Regions from separate parts of the Homo sapiens genome. Here region 2 is linked to region 1. A link is an interaction called in ENCODE POLR2A ChIA-PET data of the cell type or tissue named here. Cell type or tissue: K562. All regions are shown on one strand. Each heading gives the region's core, and the rest is flanking DNA. Links, peaks and the distances in the headings are about the cores only.

Region 1 (2,910 bases), core at 116-2,615:
AGGAGAGACGGGGTTTCACCATGTTGGCCAGGCTGGTCTCAAACTCTTGACCTCATGATCCACCCGCCTCGGCCTCCCAAAGTGCTGGGATTACAGGAGTGAGCAACCTCGCCTGGCCAAGTTCTGTTTGTACTCGTTTCCATTAATGTAAGCAGTATTCTTGGAGGTCATGACTGTGTATAATAAATTCTTATCTGTTTGCAGAGCCTACCACTGATGTTTTGCAGAGTAATGAAAAGAAATGGTAGATTGAGATCTCATTCTTTGGTTTATTCATGGTGGTGTCACAGAACCCCAGTGTATTTAACAGAGCCCTAAAGTATATGACTTTGTGGCACCTGAATTGTATTATGTATGAGAAACTGATATATTTGCAAGATAGCAAATGTAAATAGGAGCTAGATAATATAAGAATCCTAATAGATACCCAAAAGACTCTGTTGGCTGGGTGTGGTGGCTCATGCTTGTAATCCTAGCATTTCAGGAGGCTGAGGCAGGAGAATCATTTGAACCCAGGTGTTTGAGACCAACCTGGCTAACATAAGGAGACCCTGTCTCTATAAAAAATAAAAAATTAGCCAGGCATGGTGGCATGCGCACAGCTATGGCCCTAGCTACTTGGGAGGCTGAGGTGGAAAGATCAGTTGAGTCTGGAGGTCACTACAGTGAGCTGTTATTGTGCCACTGTATTCCAGCCTGGGTGACGGAGCAAGTACCTTGTCTCAAAAAAAGAAAAGACTGTTGAATGACTTGGTTACTTCCTTTATTACTGTTGAAGTACTTGATGGATAAATTGTAGACAGCTAAAACTTTTTCTGGGTCTTCATGGCCAGTGAGTGAAGAAAGAAATGTTACTGTGGTATTCAGTAGATTCTGTTGGTTCTGAAAAGGGAGGAGGGTTACCTGAAGATGACTGAGTGCTTGCTCTGAAAGGGCTCACATGGATCCAGAATGACTCAGAGACTAAAAAGTTAATAAAAGGAAAGTATTCCTATTTCATTTTAGTTAATTAAAAATTGAGCTTAAAAACTTTAAAAGGAACAGTGCTGAATTAGTTTTTGAAAACTTTAGCCTTTTAAATTCTTTTTAGGTCCTAAGTTAAATTGATCTTGAAATGAAGATATTTCCTGTTTCTTAGATAAACCAGTGTTTTCGATTCGTGGTCTGTTTCTTCATGGACTCACGTGACTATAGTATTGGGGACTTTATTGGCCACAGATTTGTTGATGTTTCTTCTATATTTATTTATTTATAAAAACAAGATCTCACTCTTGCCCAGGCTGGAGTACAGTGGCACAATCGTAGCTCACTGCAACCTCAAACTCCTGGGTTTAGGGGAACCTCCTGCCTTAGCTTCCCAAGTAACTGGGATTACAGGTACATGGCACCACACTGAGCCAATTTTTTAAATTTTTTTATAGAGGCAGGGTCTCGCTTTGTTGCTCAGCCTGGTCTCAAACTCCTGGGCTCAAGCAATCCTCCTGCCTTGGCCTCCTCGAGAGTTGGGTTTACAAGTGTGAGTCACCATGCCCAACCCACACTAGGAAGTTGAGACTCATTGCTTAAGAAACTTGGCCGGGTGCGGTGGCTCACGCCTGTAATCCCAAAACTTTGGAAGGCTGAGGCTGGCAGATCACTTGAGGTCAGGAGTTCGAGACCAGCCTGGCCAACATGTTGAAACCCCATCTCTCCTAAAAATACAAAAATTAGTCAGGCGTGGTGGCACATGCCTGTAGTCCCAGCTACTCAGGAAGCCAACACAGGAGAATTGCTTGAATCTGGGAGGTGGAGGTTGCAGTAAGCCGAGATGGCGCCACTGCACTCCGGCCTGGGCGACAGAGCAAGACTCCATCTCAAAAACAGCAACAACAACAACAACAAAAAACGAAACTTGCTCAAGGTAACTAAAATGTAGATTTGAATCCAGTATAACCGAAAACTCACTGTTGCTCACATTCTTACCACCTTCATAGCTATCACCCTACTATACCAAGCCACTTTTCATCTCTTTCCCAGATTGCCCTGTTCACCTGACCAGTCAGCCTATTTCTCCATACAATCCATTTTCTACCCAATCGCTGAAATGTACCTTTTAGAACATAAGTCATACCCAGTCATTTTTCTGCTCTAAACTCTCTGATGGCTTCCCAACACATCTGGGAGCAGAAATGCCTAACCATGGTTTAACTTACTCTGGCCCCGTTCTCTGTTTTCCCACCACTGTCACTTTCATTCTAGCCATTGGCCTGTGTGCTGTTCTTCAGATATGTTGAGTGTACTCCCATCTCACATCTCATGGCCTTTTGTACCTGTTCCATCAACTTGGAATGCTCTTTCTTCAGACTTCTTTTTTCTTTTCTTTTTTTTTTTTTTTTTTGAGACAGAGTCTTGCTGTGTTTCTCAGGCTGGTCTAGAACTCCTGGCTGGCCTCAAGTGATACTTCTGCCTTGGCCTCCCAAAATGCTGGGATTATAGGCATGAGACACTGCCCCCTCACCTTCCTCAGGTTTTTACTTAATTTTCTCTTAGATCTCAGCTCAAATTTACCCCTGTAGGGAAGCCCTCCTAGTGAAAACTCAGCCCCATCATTTAGCCCCTTTTTCTGTTTTTTCCTTCTTCTTAACATTTAATACCTCTTAAAATCATATAATCACTATTTATTTATTTATTTATTTATTTATTTAAGACAGAGTCTCACTCTGTTGCATAGGCTGGAGTGCAGTGGCGTGATCTCCGCTCACTGCAACCTCCACCTTCCTGGTTCAAGTGATTCTTCTGCCTAAGCCTCCAGAGTAGCTGGGATTACAGGCTTGTGCCACCATGCCTGACTAATTTTTTGTATTTTTAGTTACAGACAGGGTTTCACCATATTGGCCAGGCTGGTCTCAAACTCCTGACTTAAAGTGATCT
Region 2 (2,910 bases), core at 320-2,819, 120 kb before region 1:
TCGCCATACTATTATTTGTCTAACTACTTCCTACTGATGGACATTTAGCTTATTTTCCATTTTTGACTATTGAAAGATATGGTAACAGTGTACACTGGGAGACTTCCCCTACGCCAGCCCACCTGATGTCACTTGGTCTCCCTCATTCCTTTTTTTTTTTGGAGAGACAGGGTCTTGCTCTGTCACCCAGGCTGGAGTGCAGTGGCACAATCACAGCTCACTGCAGCCTTGACTTCTTGGGCTCAAGGGATCCTCCTACCTCAACCTTTTGAGTAGCTGGGACTATAGGCACACACCACCATGCCTGGATCATTTTTAAATTTTTCTGTAGAGACAGGGTTTCACCATGATGCCCGAGCTGGTTTCGAACTTCTGGGCTCAAGCAATCCTCTCACCTTGGCCTCACAAAGTGCTGGGATTACAAGCATAAGCTTCCACGCCCAGCCCTCCCTAATTCCATAGCAAGCTGCCAGGCACTGCTGCTGAGATGCTGCAGGCCCAGCCATCACCTCCCCTCTCTGCTGCTTTTTTTCAGATTCACAAAGAAGTCTGTCCTGACCCTCAGGCCTGGTTCACAGGATCAGTTCCTACCCTACTTCTACCACTCTTTACAAACTCTTGCTTGGGGTATCAGAAAGCTTAAGGAAATAAAAAATAACCCCCTCTTTAAAATTAAAAAAAAAAAAAAAAGCCTACAGAGCCTGCAATGTCTGGAGACATTTCTGGTTGTCACAGCTGGGGGGATGCTACTGGCAGCTAGTGGGTGGAGGTCAGGGAGGCTGCTAAACATACAAACCACCAGGCAGCCCCCCATAACAAAGAATCATCTGGCCAAAAATGTTATCAGTTCCATGGTTGAGAAACTGCTCTACAGGTCCCCAGGGACAGATTCTGTATATGAACACTATCCCAGAGGTCTTACCTACTCAGGAGGGCCCAGAACTTTAGAGTCAGAAGGGACCTGAGAACTTACCGTAGACCATTGCTTCCTCCATTTACAGATGGGAAAACAGAGGCCTTGAGGGGCCTACAGTAAAAGCTGCCATGTGTCTTCTATGTGCTGAGTCTTTTCCATGCTGTGCCTCATCTGGGTACAGATAAGAATCTCCGTTTTCCAGATGAGGAGACCAAGGCTCAGAGAGGGGAATAAATGCAGCCAGCAAGCAGCAGAGTTTGTATTAATCCCACTCTGTCTTTGTCTTCTCTGCTCAGGGCTGGCCCCCACTTGAGAGCAGAACTATTAAGCAAGCCCTTTCCTTTACATGGGATTTGGAGTCACATGCACCCAGCCTGAGATGTGGAAATACTCTCCTGGCTGTGAGTGGGTAGTCTGCTGGGCGTGGGATTTCCAGGAAACCATTTACACACAGATCCACCCATCCCCAAAGAGGGAAAACAGCCAACCTCTGAGGGGGAAGGCCCCAGTTACTCTTAGCTACAAGGATGGGAAGCGCTTTCTGTCTCCACTTAAAAAGAGAAGAGCACGGTGGGGCGTGGTGGCTCATGCCTGTAATTTCAGCACTTTCAGAGGCTGAGGTGGACAGATCACTTGAGGCCCGAGTTCAAAGACCAGCCTGGCCAACATGGTGAAACTCCGTCTCTACTAAAAATACAAAAGTTAGCTGGGTGTTGGCCAGGCACGGTGGCTCATGCCTGTAATCCCAGCACTTTGGGAGGCTGAGGTGGGTGGATCACCTGAGGTCAGGAGATCAAGACCATCCTGGCTAACACGGTGAAACCCCATCTCTACTAAAAATACAAAAAAATTAGCCAGGCATGGTGACACCCACCTGTACTCCCACCTACTCGGGAGGCTGAGGCAGGAGAATCGCTTGAACCCAGGAGGCCGAGGTTGCAGTGAGCCAAGATCATGCCGTTGCAGTGAGCCAAGATCGTACCACTGCACTCCAGCCTGGGCAACAGAGCGAGACTCCGTCTGAAAAAAAAAAAAAAAGATTAGCTGGGCATGGAGGTGGGCACCTGTAATCCCAGCTACTCAGGAGGCTGAGGCATGAGAATGGCTTGAACCTGGGAGGTGGAGGTTGCAGTGAGCTGAGATCGCACCACTGCACTAAAAAAAAGAAAAAGAAAGAAAAAGAAAATAAAAGAACAAAGGTTTTCTGAGCTTTAAGTATGAAGCTCCATGGGCTCAGAAGAATGAAAGCACTTTGAAATAACTCAGAAACAGAAAGTCAAACACTGCATGTTCTTTCTCCCTTATAAGTAGGGGGGTAAGCAATGGGTACATGTGGACAGACAGAGCAGAATAGTAGACATTGGAGACTTCAAAAGGTGGGAGGATAGGTGAGAGATGAAAAATTACCTATTGGGTACCATGTACACTATTCGGGTGATGGGTACTCTAAAAGCCCAGGCTTCACCACTGCACAGTATATCCACGAAACAAAACTGCACTTGTACCCCCTGAATCTATAAAATTAATACAAATAAAAAAGATTGAAGGCACCTGTGTTCTTAAATCCTTTCCAGGAAAATCAGAACTGTTTGCCCCAAATCTCACTTGGCCCTTGTTTGAGTCCTTCATCCCCCTGAATAAACACCTTCAAATCCTTCCCATTACTCTTGGGATAAAGACCAAGAATATATTAACATGGTGTGAATTAGACCCTGCATGGTCTGGCACCTCCTTACCTTAGCTGGCACCAGCCCTCTCCATCTTGGCACTCGCTCCTGCCTTGGGGCCATCACATGGTCCATCCCTCTTGCCCAGCAGTAGCTTCCTCCAAGCTTCTCAGGCTTCAGATCCCAGCTCAGACATCACTTCCCAACTAGCCCCAACGAGGTTGGATCCCCATTTTCTCTCCCATAGTTCTCTGCGTGGCTGTGATTTGATTCATGTCTTTCTCCCCCACCACTCTGTGGATTCCCTAAACTGTCTTGTTCATTGTA

The links. ChIA-PET counts read pairs that join two places held together with the same protein. Peaks named below come from ENCODE experiments on the same cell type or tissue, not always from the same donor. Only the 100,000 strongest peaks of a DNase experiment are listed, where the experiment ranks them.
Region 2: POLR2A ChIA-PET joins it to region 1 with 5 read pairs; 4 of 35 experiments call an interaction of 5 or more read pairs at or near these places.

The regions. Positions count from the first base shown.
Region 1 is chr1:23,327,463-23,330,372 of GRCh38, reverse strand. The region is part of intron 5 of HNRNPR (heterogeneous nuclear ribonucleoprotein R); the gene reads left to right. Among named protein-coding and RNA genes, the nearest start is that of HNRNPR, 15 kb to the left of the region's middle. In K562, for the core only: no CTCF peak of the experiment used is centred there; no DNase peak of the experiment used is centred there.
Region 2 is chr1:23,442,744-23,445,653 of GRCh38, reverse strand. The region is part of intron 5 of ASAP3 (ArfGAP with SH3 domain, ankyrin repeat and PH domain 3); the gene reads left to right. Among named protein-coding and RNA genes, the nearest start is that of TCEA3, 19 kb to the right of the region's middle. RefSeq lists a silencer at 1,164-1,458. In K562, for the core only: no CTCF peak of the experiment used is centred there; a DNase peak (open chromatin) is centred at 1,342.